2 separate regions of the Mus musculus genome follow, and region 2 is linked to region 1. Evidence: chromatin loops called from intact Hi-C (ENCODE). Cell type or tissue: left cerebral cortex. All regions are shown on one strand. Region 1 holds the start of Fam13c (family with sequence similarity 13, member C). Region 2 overlaps Fam13c (family with sequence similarity 13, member C).

Region 1 (8,000 bases):
GAACCCAAGCTACCTCTGACCTGACTCGCATCCAAATTCTAGGTCTTCTCTTAGCCTGGAGGGTCTATAGCTTTCACCAGAGTCAGTCTTCTCCAGGTGGAGGTTATCAGGTCATTGTGTTAACCACCCTTAGAGGCTCCTAGGCAGGACTTTGGCAAAGGAGGCACCAATCTAAACACAGTGACCCAGCAACAGACTTTAAAAACAGCACGTCCTGAAAAGATGCTGCAGAAGTAACAAAAGGCTAAGGCCACTCTGATGTTGGGGGAGGGGGCTGGGGGAGGGATTGTATAGAGAATGAGTTAAATTCACCCAGATCTGCACAGGCCTTTCAAGGCCTGAGAAAAACAAAACGAAAAGGATTCTGCCCCTTGATTCCTAATTCCACTCTTCCTGTGACTCTTCCCAGGACCTCCAGCTGGGGAGACAGAGCCCTGGCTCAGTGGGACACTGTCTTAGGCTCAGGTATGAAGACCTGAATGTGAGTCCCCAGCAACCACTTTAAAGTCAGTCCATCCTAGTGGTGGTACCTATAAAGCCTTGGGTCTGGGGATGGATGGAGACCGGAGGATTCCCCAGAGCTCATTGGCCAGTCTTAACCCATCATAAACTCCAAGTTCAGTGAGAAATGAGGTTGAATGAAATCAAAGGAGACATAGGATGTTAACCTCTGACCTCCAAAGGCTCCCTCATGCACACACTGTATGAGCGCACACGGCACACATATGCATACACACACAGGCGCGCGCGCACATACAAATAATCACGACTGGTCAAGCAGCATCCTCTCACATAAGTCTATCTGATAAAATAATTCATAGGGAACTCTAATGACTGCTTGGATGCGCCTTCCAAGGCACAGAGTTTTTAATTTCCATTTTAATAAGGATCAACACCAGAGGCCTGAACTTTCAGTGGTCTGGAGAGGAGGCACTGGACATGGGTGAAGACAGGAGCCAGAGGATCTTTGCCTCTCAGAAACATTGAAGAGGAAAGAACCTCCTCGGGACAGACTAACATGGCACCCAAACACTTCCAGGACAAGCTGCTATGTCTGTGTCTCAGGATAGCACCCTCTGGTCCTGCCGGGAGTCCACAGACCCAGGAACAGTTTCATATTATTGAGAGGAGAAGATGAACAATGTTCCGTTTTGACAACCACTGGTTTAGGACGCCCCTCAGCTGAGCCGGGTCACACCTGTGGGGCTTTGGGTGTGTTGCAAGTTCCTTAGATTCTTGCATTAGCCAGATGGCTTCCCAGACACTACTCACAGCCTTTTAAAAGGAACCTCTGTCACTTCTCTGAGGGTAACGTGATCTTATGCAATCAGAACTCCTTGGGGAGTATCCAAGGACAAGACACCAAGAGTCTCCCCAGCATTTAACCATAACAAACACACACACACACACACACACACACACACACACACACACCATATGAAAGCTGGAACTAAAAGTCTCCATCTTGAAACTCCTGGGCCTGTGACTATGGCTGACTCTAGGAATACAGCCACACAACACTCCCAAGAATCAGGCCCAGAAAAACATGTGGTGCCAAGGAACCCAGAGGAAAAGAGAGATGTTACCTGACCACTTATCCAGGAAATTCAGGCCTCATCCTTGGCCCACAGGTATCTCTCCCCACCTCTCTCTTTCTCTATCTTTCTATTGCAAGGCAATGTCACTATCGTGTCCAGGGTTCCAGTGGACAGGCCATAGTGAATCATTGAAAGTCAACCTGGTCCTTATTTTAAAGAGACCCCACTTAGATGAGCTCAAAGCGGGGTACTAAGTCAGTAGCAAACCAGACAAGCAAAAGTGCATGGGGAAGAGGCCCAGAAAGCACAGTGGAACCTCAGCCCTCCCTCTCCAAGTCTCTGCAACAGTGGCAGGATCTGAAAGCCAAAAGATGCTCTCGTCACTGTTCAGGTTTCTTTAGCAAACAGCTTCTAAGCCACTTGTAGCCTCTGTATGAAACTCACAATTCTCTTAAGTAGTGGGATACACAACTTTGCGCATGCACACACACACACAGCCTGCTGCAAAAAGCTTTTACCGAGTAGCTTTTACCAAAAGGTCCCAGAAGTAAACACTAATTTCCCTACGATAAAATGGAATACATATAGTTTATACTCCCAGCTATATGTGAATTGCATACAGTGCCAGCAAAATCTACTCCACGTTCACCTCTGATATATAGATTCTATTAAGAAAATACTAAGGAAGAGATGACCAAAATAAAAACAAAGCACTATCAATATCAACACACACACACACACACACACACACACACGCACACACACGGGCTGGCCTAGAGTAAAACATTATTTCCCTTCCCTCCACTATGAACTGTTATTAGGTTGTTAGTCAGGCAAGGCGTTTCTCTATAGTCACATTATTGTGGCCAGACGAGAAAAATCACAAAAAGGCATCTAGAAAAGTTTACCGCACTGTGTCTTAAAAATCTGTACACACGGAGAGGGAAGGTGAGTTTACCCTGTTTAAATATGCTGGAATTAAACTCCTGCTAGCTCACATCCGTCTATTTGGGGCAAATGTACACTGCGTGCACTCCATGAAAACTGACACTCATGTTGGCAAAATACAACCCAGCTTCCTTTCTGACATGTCACATAGATTTTTTTTTAAGCTAAGCTCCAAGATTGCATATTTTGGGCCACGGAGCCTCCCGCAGCAATCAAGCTAGGTTTATTACTCCCCCCACCCCCCGCTTCCGCTCCTCACTCCCTACCCCCGCGCACCCTCCACCCCGAGCTGCCAAAATACTGGCTGCAACCTGTGTGAGGTTTGTGGGCCCCGCCAGCCTCGCAGCCTCAGGATCCAGGAGACAATGCATCGCCTGGAAAGAGGGCTTGGGGACAGGGGTGGGGTGGGGTGGAGTGGGGTGGCAGCGGGAGGGGATACCTTCACCATAGTTGCTTCGGAGACAGGAATGCAAGTCGATTGTAAGGGCAAGAAGCACTTACTCAGTTACAGCGGCGCTGCCGAAGGAATTATCCTGAAGGCTGAAACAGAAACAAGAAAACATGAGCCAAGTGCGGCCGGGGAGCCGTCTCCCTAATTGCTCTCCCGGAGTTAGAGCACCCACACAAACATGGCATTGCCAGGCAAGTCTTAGGGCTCGCCCGGCACGCTCGCTCTACCTTGGGCTGCTGTCTGCACATGCTCCTGACGACACCCCCAGCAGGGGCCCAGCGGCACCGGCGAACCACAAAGCCCAGCAGCCCGCGAGGCTGCGGGGACGATGGGGCGGGGCGCGGCGGCGCGCGACCGGGGGCTTCAGCCTCAGGAACCTGGAGCTGCTCCGCGCAACCCTGGTAGGCAGCTAGGAGCTACAGAGAGTCCAAGCTGCTTGAGCCTGCCACCTCAGCCTCAGCTGGCAATACAGATTGCGTCGTCCCCCCCACCCCCCAGTGGATACAATGCCCGCCTCCCATGGCTTGTTACCTCCCCAGCCCCCACCCCACCCTAGGGATGCAAACGAGCAAAGATGCTTCTGTCGCTTTTCCTGAAAGCATGGAGAGATCGAGAAGGAGGAGAGGGATATGGATGCTGAGTTTTGATTTATTTTCACTGTGTGTTGGTTTTTATTGCCTAGAACAAAAGGGCTCCCAAGGGCGGGCTGCATCCCGACAGGTCCGTCTGCGCTCTTGTTATTTTACTCCGCTAGAGGAAGCGCCCAGCGCAGGACCACAGAGATGTGAATGAACCTATGCAGGCGAATGTAGAATGCTTTCCAGGCCTTCGCTGATGCCTAGGACACCGTGCCAGGCGGGGAGATGGACTCCTACCCCCACAGCAGCCCCGCACCTTCACAAAGGATGGAATGACAACTCACAAACGTTGTTCCCTTTGATGGAGTCTACTTTGTTGGGGGAAGGGAGGGCCGGTCAGCCCCACCCCCACCCCGCTTTATTCTTGCTTGGAGATGTTTACCCTGCCCCGTTCCCATTGTCCATGTTTCCTGACATGTTGACCTTGACTTGGAAAGACCTGCCTCTGAATTTTGAAATACGATCACAGACTTACGTGTTGAACTATACTATGCATGTGTTCTTAATCCTACTGTCCCATGGAACTAGGTTCTAGATGGCAACGTGAAGTCTAATCACAGGATATCTTCCTGTCCTCAGATCCAAAGACTGTCACTTTCCCAAACGCCCCTGCGCTCGAGGGCTGTGGTGCCCATTCTGGGTAGTTCAGTGTGAAGAAAGACCAGCCTTTTGATTGCGTAAACATCTCCAGTGATTCATCTAGAACAGAAGGAACAATGCTTTCACCTGAAAAACAGCAGTTGATATGAATATGCTGTGGACCAGTTGAAAATATAATGAACCCTCTGAGAGGCCCAACAAGCAGCTGAAAGAGTCAGATGCAGATACTAGCACCCAACCAATGGACAGAAGCGGGGGACCCCTGTGGATGAATTGGGGAAAAGCTGGAAGAAGCTGAGGAGGAGGGCAGCCCCATGGGAAGACCAGCAGTCTCAACTGACCTGGAACCCGGAGATCTCTCAGAAACTGAGCCACCAGCCAGGCGTCATACACCAGCTGATATGAGGCGGCCAACACATATACAGCAGAGGACTGCTGGGTCTGGCCTCAGAGAAGATGCACCTAACCCTTGAGAGACTTGAGGCCCTGGGGAGTGGGGAGGTCTGGTAAAGTGAGGGGAGGGGGTGGCGACATCCTCTTGGGGGCGGGGATGGAATGGTGAGCGGGGGCGGGGTGAATGGCAGACCAGAATAAAAATAAATAAATAAATAAATTTTTAAAAAATAAAAATAAAATAAAATGAAATAATAAACGTGCTCCACAAATCCAGAGATTCAATAATGCCCAGAGGGAGGAAAAGACTAGTTCTCCACAGCCCACAAACAGAAAGGATCCAGAAAAGCTTGTAAGAACTATTCATACAGAAGAAAGACAGTCAGTTCAGTATATTATGGCTAAAAGTTAAGAATACTCTAGATTAAAACCCTGATGGAAACCACTTGGGGTTTTTAAACACTCATCCAATTCTTGATCGTATCTTCATCTGTTTTTTTTTTTTTTTTTTTTTTTTTTTTTTTTTTTTGGTAAGAGGTTTTCAAGTGCCTTTTTAAAATGAGATGTCCTGTTCACCCTGGAATGAACAATACTGATGGATATCAGCAAAGGTTCCTTTGGAGCCTTCGGCTTATCTGAACAACAGTTTGGGAAAAGTTCAAAGGGAGAAGAGGAACATTGTCACAGAGATCTGTAAGGAAGCCAGAGTATTTCCCAGGCCAGCGACAGGGTCCAGACTTCTCTGTGGTTGTATGTAGCATGGCTAAAACATGGTTTTTTGGTTTTTTTTTTTTTGGGGGGGGGGGTTAAAGGAGAGGAGACGTTACAAATTCAAGGACAGCAAAGAAAGCTATTCTGTCTTTTCAACTCTGAGACTGCACCTAGGTAGGCAGAATGTTGTGCACAAGTGGAGAACAAAAGGGAAAAACAAAGGTACTGGGTAGTTGGGCTTCTCAAACTCCTTAAAGTAAAATGTAACTTAGGCTAAACAGACCGACCACCATCATGCCTACAAAGGGCTTCAGAGAAAACATCACCTGGCGTTGTTTGCTGAACTAATGATGCACATTCTTAACGATATCACAGATGCAGTCCCTGTTAACAGGAAGCCTTTGCTCTTAGGTATGCCAGTGTGTATAGAATGGACAGGGTGCGTGGTTTTCAATTCAATAAATAGAATAACTGGGGAAAAATAGGCTAGAATTTGAATGTAATTAGCTCACCTTCTTGTTAAAAGTTTCAGTTTTTCTGAAAGCAAACCATCTGAATTTCATACTTAGTTCTAATAGTTCCCTTTTCCTTCTTAATTTTTTCAGTATTCTTATCTATTTATTTTTATCTTATGTGCCTTGGTGTTTTGCCTTCGTGTATGTCTGTATGAGAGTGTCAGATCCCTTAGAAGTGGAGTTACAGACTAAGCTGCCATGTGGGTCCTGGGAATTGAACCCAGGTCCTCTGGAAGAGCAATCAGTGTCCTTAACCACTGAGCCATCTCTCCAGCCCAATTTTTTTTTTTTTAATCACCTTATGACTTGCTTTCCTCATTCTTAGGTAGAGATAGACTCTGTTACAGGGGTTATTCCAAAGATTAAATGACATTTTTGGAACTGAGAAGTTAAAATTGTTTTAAACAGTTAATAAATGCTAACGTTATCCTTGTTCTCATTATTGCTATAATAAGAAACATGTAAACATGGAGTTTGAAAGAGAAAAGATGACTACAAATGGATAACAGGTTTATAGACACTGCTGACTTTCTACGCCCAGGCTTTCATGCTGTTCCATGGCTTCTTAACGTCTCTGAAAATCATCACGTTTGACCAGATGCTCCACGGACAATGTTTGTGTATTCTCTTTGTAACTCAATTTAAAATGCTTGCACATCCCTGGAGGACCAGACAATTCTGAGAAATCACTTTCTGAGGGATGCTGGGGCATCGGGCCAGAATCTTTACAATGCCAGGAAGTCAACGGAGGCCTGCTCCATTGGCCTGGACACAGTGACTTGGTGCTTCCTGCCAGTCCTCCAGGGAATAGCCAGACCTCCTGGTGTATGCACAGAGGACTCTTGCCTCCCTGCAGAGATAATTTTCCACTAAAAAGATTAAATCCCTCTGCTTATATCTGTATCCTCTAACCCTTCCTCCCCGCCTAGTCTTTGACACCATAGCAAAAGGGGGCCTCATTTCTCTGAGTGGTTATTGTCTAAGCTATTGAGTGCTCAACAGACACAGGTAAAATTCTCTTTATGGGCTGGGTCACCTCCATCAAAGCACATATCTCTAAATTAATGTTTGTGTATACCCTGTCCACTTTGTCACACAGTCTCTCTCTGTTCTGCCTAACTTAAAGGGCACATTCAGTCCAGATAGGTGGGAAAATGAAGTATTAAATCTTACAGAGGATTCTGGATTTCGTGGTGTGAGAATTATCTTAAATAACATTTAAAACCAGTGTTGGGTGGAGATGTTGTATGAGGAGCAAAAGAGTAAGGATGACATCAAATAAAAACAAGCTGGAATAGATACCTGCTGTGGTGGTTTGAATATGCTTGGCCCATGTGGAGTGGCACTATGAGGAGGTGTGGCCTGGTTGGAGGAAGTGCGTCACTGTGGGGGAGGGGGATCTGAGGGCTTCTAGTGCTCAAGCTCCATCCAGCGCAGAAGAGACCCTCCCCCTGGCTGCCTGTACAAATCAGGCTTCTCCTGGCGGCCTTTGTATCAGGATGCAGAACTCTGGGTTCTTCCAGGACCGTGTCTGCCTGCATGCTACCATGCTTTCCACCATGATGACAATGAACTAAACCTCTGAAACTATAAGCCAGTCCTGATTAAATGTTTGCCTTTGTAAGAGTTGCCTTGGTCATGGCTTCACAGTAATGGAAACCCTAACAAGACACCTGAAAATATTTATAAAATTAATCGCATAAATGATGTATCCATAATACATTGGATGCTGAATGTGAGGCAAAGGTTATCAATTTGAGCTATTAAAATATTTTTCAAAGGTTCATCAAGATGGTTTTGTGAATTAAGACTCTTCTACTGAACGCAAGGACCCAGGTTAGATCCCGGAGATCTTTAAGGTAGAAGGAGTGAACCAGCTCCTACGGTAGTCTCCTGACCTCCATGAACATGCCATGGCATGCATGTGCCAGGCCTGCTTACATACACACCTATACACACACACACACACACACACACACACACACAAATAAGTAATCTTGAGGTAAAAACAGATATGTAATCCCTCTAATGGAAAGGATATAATTTCTCATGTTTATAAGAATTAGGTTGCTCTCCCAATTATGTCTACAATGAAAGCTAAGAATCCTAGTATACATTCATCAGATCATGCCTCTTCAGCCCTGGGGTGACTATCTAACCACATGGGCCTCCCTCGGTGTGATAACAGGTGATGTCATCCTATCCT
Region 2 (8,000 bases), 81 kb before region 1:
TTTAAGGACAACGTTGACCGTAACTTCCATTCTACAGTCACCCTTGGAGACACAGAACAGGGCTATTCTCAGTCCTATGAAATGCCAAACTGTCTCTGTGCAGACTTCAAAATGGAAAGCCATCATAAGGACAACCCTCGGGCCATTTTCCACCCAGTGACACCAGAATAGACATTCACTCAGACCAGAATGATAAATGCTGATCCAGCTACAGTGAGTTTTTGAGACTATCATACGGATTTCTGTCTTAGTCAGTCTGTGCTGCTATGACAAACTGCCCGAGGCTGAGGGGCTAGTAAAGAAGGGGAGTTCCTTTCTCACAGTTCTGCAGGTGGGAAGTCTGATGAGTTCAAGGAAACGGCCATGTCTAGCCATTGAGAGGGCCCTCCTCTTCCAGGCTTCAATTAACTGGCTTCTCATTCTACCCTAAAATAGTAGAAAGTCAGTCAGCTAGACTTCTGGACTCTTCTGACAGGAGTCACCCCATTCCTATGGGCTGCATCCACATGGTCCCTTCTCCAGGACTTTTACAATGGAGAGCAGAGTCAACCAGAAAGACACAAAGACCCATACCCTAACAGTTCCTATCTTAGACGATGTGTTTGGCAAGTCATAGGTAGGATGACCTATGCGAGATTATATCTGGGGCTTAGGACACACCTCAAGCATGTGAGAGACATTTTAGTCCCAAACCAGACAGTACTCCACAAGCAAGAACAGTTCATGGGCCTTCCGATGCTCTCAAATTACTTAATACAGGGACCCCTGTATTAAGATGTTGTCTATGCACTGGTCCTTGTCCATGAGCCATCTCACCTGCCTGTGACCTTGGTGCATGAGTACTTTCTAATCTCCATCTTAATAGATGAAGATGATTGATTCCGACCTAGATTGATTGATATGACCTAGTTGATTGATATGCCCCTAGATGCTGAGTCGTAAGTCTCCTGTGGTCCGTTGATAACAGTGGTAAAGCACAGTCAGAAGCCTTGAAATTCTCTCTCTGAGACATTATCCTCTTGACTACTGGATCCTTTTGCTCAGAGTGATTATCAATGTATCAGACTCTGGAACTGGTACCCAAGATGGTTTAGGATAAAGAGTGAAAACCTCCCTGTGGGTCAATCCTCTTGATGACTATGGAGTATAAGAAATCTCTAGAATGCTGTTGAGACCAGTCTGTGCCTACAGGGCACCAGGAAATCCACTCTTGTGGCTGACTGTGTTTGAAACTGACTTCACAGAACAAGATGCCATTTCAAGCATCTTACTGAGTGAGTGGGAACTTCATAACCTATAGATCAACTTAAAGACCAAGGTTTGAACAACAGACAATTTACTACCGCTGTTCTATCAGACCATTAGTTCAAACCTGGACTGTGAGATTTAAGTAACTTAAGTCATGTACTAGTTGTCTAAAGTGAATCTAAACTTTTTTATAGTGACAACAGTTTCTATTTGTGAATTTTACCATTAGTAGTCACTGCTGGCAGATCATATCCAGGAATTCCTATAAAAACCATTGGGTGGATTTTGTACTATTTATAATGATTATTGAATCTACTATTGACATGGAATACAGGGTTATTAAATTTGTAATATAATCTTCTATGGACTTGTGGTCATTTATGATAATCTTATACAGTCCTCTTTTCACCAGGGATTTAAATATATGTGTGTGCAAACACATGTACTCATACACCATGGGTATTTTATACACACATAGACACACACCCCCTACTATTCCAAAGCCTTAAAAATTAATAATAATAACCCCAGAAATCCATATATACTCCCTACCAACTAAGAACTGCTGATCGATCTAACCATGGGAGGTTTGGAAATCTCACAGGGCCCACCCCTAGACAAAGAACTACAGGCAATTGTTGAGGGTGAGAAGTAGGCCTTCCCCCAGGGAGGAGCTCCCTAACTGCTCATCCAATAGCAAGTAGTCAGCCCTGAAATAATATACAAGCAAGAAATACTTAACAGATTCAGCAGGTTATGTGCGTGTGTACGTGTGTGCGTGCGTGTGTGTGGAGAAAGAGGAGAGAGAGAGAAAAGGAGATAACAAAAAATGAGGAGGCCAGGAATTTAAGGAGGTAGTAGGAAGAGTTGGGGAACAGAAAAATATGGAAACAAATGCTGTAATTACATTCTAACCAGCAAAAAACAAACAAACAAACAAAAAACAAAACAAACAAACAAACAAAAAACCCTACTGTTCCAAACCATAACCAGTGAGCTATAAACTACACAGGCTTCCTGTGGAGTGAATCAGACCAAACCTTACCCCATGAAAATATTTACAAATTCAACTTGACAACTCCTCAGCTGGATGAAGAAACTCTCTGGGGTCTGTGAAAACCCTTAGTTCTCTATTCAGAGTTTGGTTACCCGGGCAGAAGCTCTCAGTACTTTCAAGTTTTCTGCATTTAAAAAAATTCAGTACCCAGGCTGGAGAGTTGTCTCAAGGGTTAAGCGCAACTCATGAGTGTCGTTGTAAGAACCCAGGTTCCATTCCCAGTACCTATGTGGAGGCTTGCCACCTTCTCAAGCACAAGCACGTGTGGTGCATAAAATAATAAAAATAAATCTAAAAATTAAAAAAATAGAAGCCAGTATCCGAACCACGAGCCCTGTCTCAAAGGAACCTTTTGCCTGGTTCCTACCAATTGTCACTGAACACTGTCACTGGAAGTCTTGCTTGTCCCTTTCTGTGGGCAGCCCCTAAGTAAATTCACAACTTATTTAAAGCACTGACTGGCCCCTGTCCCAATCAGTATTCTACCTACATTTGACCCAAACACAGTGCCCAATACAAGAGGCACTTACCCCCAAGGAGGCCATCAACTGTCAATGACATGTGGCCACAGGGCAGTCTTTTGACACTTACTATGTCCCACTAGGCCTCAGGGTCCTCATGGCCACGAGTATTGCTCCATGGTTCACTTCAGTAAGTTACTACCATAAAAATGCATAAACAGTTCCCTGATCATAGGAATATAAGTAACAGGACTAGCTACCCTTAGCAGCTCCTATAAGCACTGTTAATTAAAACAAATTCCAACACTGCAGATGACCATCCGGCCTGCTTAGGGCACGTGAGATGTTCTTAAACAGAAGTGTGTTAAGTAAGGACTGCTGTTCATGCTACTGAATTGGATTGCCATTTCCAATCTCTTCCTCTAAACCCTGGAGATTACAGGCCTCTTCTAGAGCTAGCTTCCCTAAGCCCTTTGAGGCCCCGCCCTCAATCCAGGGAGCCGGCTGCAAGCCTCTGTCAGATTTGTATAGAGAAGGATAAACTTCCTCCTCAGGTAAATTGCTATTTCCTTCCTCTGGAATTCTTCCTGAGAGTATTAATTTGCCTTCTGTTGGCTAGCCAAACAGCCGTCCCTAGGATTGAAAGTAGAAAAACCGAAGGGGGAAAAAAATCAGACGCAGAAGAAGCTGGAACAAGGATACACGATCGGAATGAGCCCAGAGCTAACCACTCATCCCTGCTTACTCAGCGTAAGATCAGTTATACAGAGAGTGAACAGAGGAGATGAAACTCCCCTGGTCCTCAGTGTCCCAAACGCATGCTAAGTTTTAAGATAGTACAGACCATCTAAGTCCAGTAGAACACACTACTCCTCATTACAGAGCAACCAGAAAAATTGCAAGAAGTTGTAACCCGATGCTTCCAGCTGACTCCCATTTAAGAAAGTCTGCCTGGCAACTAATCCTAAAACCTCCCGTTCCCCCTCAGCAGCTCCTAGGCTTGGGCTTTGATGTTGCATCATTTCTGTCCGGAGTCCAGGCGGAGGCTGAGCTGTCTCCTGAGTACCACGCGGGACATCCCCCAGACTCTGCCTCTTACCTGCAGGATCTGCGCTGTCGGCAGGCGCACTCTGCGTGGAAGCTGGGGCCGGGTCCTTAACTCCGTGCACCTGGCCATCTTCTTCCTGGGTCGTCAGAAACGCGGAGCACAGACCAGACTCGAGGGCTTGGAGCTTCAGCAAGGAATTCTGCCAACAAAAGCAGAACATGAAGCCAGCTAAGCGGTTGCCTTAACACACAGCTCTGGGGGCTGCAGCTCTCCGGCAGCTTCGTCCGGTGCCTGGCAGGAAAGGGGTCTCGGCTAGCTGCAGCTGTTTCTCGGGGAAAGGAGCTGCTGGTCCCCAGTCAGATGCACAATGGTCCTCAGCAGCTTCAGTTTCTGGCTCGTTACAATCCTAACGTATACGGTTTATCCGTGATACATGGGACCTGGGATTTCGTCAGCAAGAGACACTGCATCTGGAGAGCCAATCTCAGAAGGTGTCCGCTTCGCAAGTGCTGGGGCTTTTACGCTCCTCCGCGCAACTGTTCATTCACTGTGCTGACATCAGGAGCCAGACATTAGGCCACTCCCAGGCTACCATTCATAAAAGCCACCGTCCCTCCAAGACACAGACTGCGGCAGACCGCAGCACACAAAGAGTTACAGCTGCAGAGGCTGCCTGGCATCTAGGAGGGGCTTCTGGGCCCTTTCACCTAGCTTTACAGCACGCCTTCTAAAGTTACTTCTCTTGCAGGGGGCGGGGGTGAGGGGTGGGGGATGCTGCAGCTGCCTCCTCTGGGGAAAGGAGTCTTGGGAGCTGGCGCTGGCCCCTTTAGCCTAACTCAGCTACTTGATGGAGAGCAATTGATCCTTTGCAGCCTACAGTACAATCTCCCGCCTACCCCCTCGTGTCGCATTTTTAATTTCTCCCAGGTTCTTAGTAAGGACAAGTCATGCAGACTGACGCACTTCTGATGCAGCAGCCCCGGCAAACTGATTCCCCTGGCAGGTGAAAATGAATCATGCCTGAGTCCAGGCTGGGCACTTCCAGGCCACAGCGGGACAGCTCAGCAGGTTACGAATCCGCCCACCTCCCTCCAGCTGCGGCAAGGGCAGCCACAGGAAGCAGGGCCATTGGTCCTCTTCCCTACCCAAACCTTCCAACATCGGCAACTCTTACACTATTCGCCCCCTCACATATGCCACGCAGGCACACGCTGGAGCACCCCACTCTACAGCTCCAACCCCCGCCTGGCCCACATACCTACACACACACACACACATACACACACACCTCCCCCACACACCTTGCCTCCAATACCACTCACACATACATATACTCTAACATACCTTAACCCCCAAATGCTCATACTATGTACATTTTCATGCCAACCTCAACCCCCACTTACATACCCTATTCTACAAGCACATCTCTTTACCTACCACTCCCATACTAACAAGACCCCCCACTCTTCCTCCTCTTTCACACATACACCCCTACTTCTGACTGGCCCATATCCTTCTTCATGCATGTTCAATACCCTCATACCAACCCCTGTTCCTTCACATTGTGCCTCTAACTCACAACACTCTGCCTTATATACACTCTTGTATGCCTACCTACCCAAGTATCTCCTCCCGCATCCCTCTACCAATTTCTCCCCACTGCTTTTAGCCACTGAGCTGACATGGCAGCAGTGTTTTTCACATGATGCTCCCCCGAGGGATGTTTGAAACTTTCTCAGACATTCTGAAGTCAGTGGGCACCTCAGCAACTCAGGTCCCTTCTCCACCGGGCACAGATACGCTCACGAGCTGACATGAACACTGTCTGCCCTCAGAGGTGATTCCTAACAGCCAAAGCAGCAAGCATAGCCTGAGAGTAGATGATTTCCGTGGCCCTCTTCTCCCTGCTGGGACATGACTCCAGCAGCTGAGAGAGAGCTCAAGGTTGCTGAGAAGAGAAGCAGATAGAGCAAAGGCACCAAGTTTCTAGAAGAATCTAGCCATCAGTCACCAATCAGTTAGAGGGCACCAATCAGTTGGAGGACACCAATCAGTTGGAGGACACCAATCAGTTGGAGGTAACCAATAAGTTGGAGGTAACCAATCAATTGATGAATACCAATCAATCAGTTGGTAGATACCAATCAGTTGATGATAACCAATCAATCACTCGGTGGATATCAATCAGTTGATGGACACCAAGGTCGACATCAAGGAAATCAGAATGGTCTCTTCACAAGCACTTTCATGTACAGTAAAGAGCTAGACAATGCCATGGAACTGTGGCGTGATAGAGCCATGCAGGAAAGAGCATGGTGGGCCCTGCGTATCTTAAGGATACAGATACCATATTACACAGCCTCATTGTCAGGTATGTACTGGAAAGAACTGAACTCAAAGGCTTGGACAGTTTTGTGAGCACCCACATCTACGGCGTTTCAGGAGCTTAGAGGTGTTATTGGTTGAATTCCATTCCAAAGTTCCTCCATTGAAGCTCTATTCTCAATGTGACTATACTTAAAGACAGGGCCTTTTAAGGATGTAAATAAGGTTAAAAGATCCCATACAGATCAGAACCCATCCCAATAAGATTGATGGCCTGGTAAGAACCTGAGACCATGGGGGCATTCACATCCAGAAGGCTCCATAAGGGTCCCATTTGAATGCAACCCTGTACAGGCCAAGGAGAGAGGAGGCCTCAGGAGAAACTAAGACAGTGGGAACTCTGATGTTGAATTTCCAAACTCAAAGCTGTGAGAAACATGTTTGCTGTTTAAGCTACCCAGTCTGTGGGTACTTTGCAATGGTACACCTCAAAGACTAATGCCAGGTGATAGAGCCCAAGGGTCCACAGGCAGATGAATGGATGCTCAAAACGTGGATGACCTTACAGAGAACAGTCCTTAAAATTCAAGGGGAAGACAGTGACTGACATAGGCTACCATAGAGTGAAAAGAACCAGCCACAGAAAGATAAATCCTATGTAATTCCACTTATACACAAGAGTATAGAAACCCCATAAAGCCAGGAAGCAGAACACGGATTCCCCAGGGCTGGTGGGGAAAGGGAGAGAGTTGTCTCATGGGTTTGGAATTTCAGTTCTGTGTGATGAAGAAAGAAAGACGCAGGTGTGAAGAATTCACAGAAAGGTGTATGGACTTAGTATGGCTGAGTGGTATACTTACGAGGGCTTAGGACGGCATGTTTTTCCTATTAAATGTATTTCACAATGACTTTTTAAAAAGAATCATGTGTAAAAGGAGGTGGACATTTCTGATTCTCTCTTGAGTGGCAGAGTCTTGTGTAGCCCAGGCTAGCCAACACTCTGGACGATCTTGAATTTCTGATCCCCATGACTCTACCCCCCTGAGCCGTGGGATCATGGGTGTGTATCACCATGCCTGGTATTAGGCAGCGGAGGGAAAGAACCCAGGGCTTCCCACACATTAGGCAAGCATTCTAGCAGAGAGATACACTCTCAATCTTTATTTATTTATTTATTTATTTATTTTATTTTTGAGACAGGGTTTCTCTGTGTAGCCCTGGCTGTCCTGGAACTCACTCTGTAGACCAAGCTGGCCTCGAACTCAGAAACCTGCCTGCCTCTGCCTCCCAAGTGCTGGGATTAAAGGCGTGCGCCACCAACGCCCGGCTTCAATCTTTTTATTTTATTTTTTTAATGTGGTGCGTGCAGCCTGGCTCAGACGCCTGTGTGTTCTTGTGTAATCTGCAAAAGCAAAAGATGTCTTTCAGGTTCTCACAGAACCACGGGGGATGCCCACGGTGCTCTGTATCCTGCCTGACTATGGGAAAGCATCCTGGCTATTGCAAACCTAGATTGTTATTTTTCTGTCACCTGTAAAAAGAGGCAGATGTAACCGTAATGAGTTAGAACCCTGGCTAGGAGGGCTGTTCCCAGGGGAACTGAGGGGAGGGGAGAAGGCACTCTCTAAAAGCAGCAGTAGGTAGGTGGTCATCACTCCAGGACTGGACTCTGTGTTCAGGGTGGATGCCCCCCAAACACCGGCTGCAGGGAAGAGGCCTGGCCGTGTTGACAAGCCACATGAGGTACCTACTGTTCGTGACTCATCACTCTACCTCCCAGGGTTTCACTTCTGGGCCAGCCTGCCTACCAGGAACCTCGCTCTAAATGACTTTGGAGTCCCCTTCTACTGAATGGAAAGAA

Evidence for each region. Peaks named below come from ENCODE experiments on the same cell type or tissue, not always from the same donor. Only the 100,000 strongest peaks of a DNase experiment are listed, where the experiment ranks them.
Region 2: a loop joins it to region 1, with 2.1 times the contacts of the local background. A loop is called at or near these places in 6 of 42 quality-filtered maps.

The regions. Positions count from the first base shown.
Region 1 is chr10:70,436,063-70,444,062 of GRCm38, reverse strand. Fam13c (family with sequence similarity 13, member C) reads right to left here and starts at 3,153. Exons shown (of 14, transcript NM_024244.4): 1 at 2,988-3,153. The coding sequence starts at 3,049. In left cerebral cortex, a CTCF peak has its summit at 3,223; DNase peaks (open chromatin) are centred at 3,171, 3,679, 4,229, 4,400 and 2 more places; H3K4me3 peaks cover 3,245 bases; H3K27ac peaks cover 3,511 bases.
Region 2 is chr10:70,516,791-70,524,790 of GRCm38, reverse strand. It overlaps Fam13c (family with sequence similarity 13, member C), which reads right to left. Exons shown (of 14, transcript NM_024244.4): 6 at 3,866-4,013. Among named protein-coding and RNA genes, the nearest start is that of Phyhipl, 78 kb to the left of the region's middle. In left cerebral cortex, no CTCF peak of the experiment used is centred here; DNase peaks (open chromatin) are centred at 3,308, 3,879, 4,320 and 4,926; H3K4me3 peaks cover 2,652 bases; H3K27ac peaks cover 2,594 bases.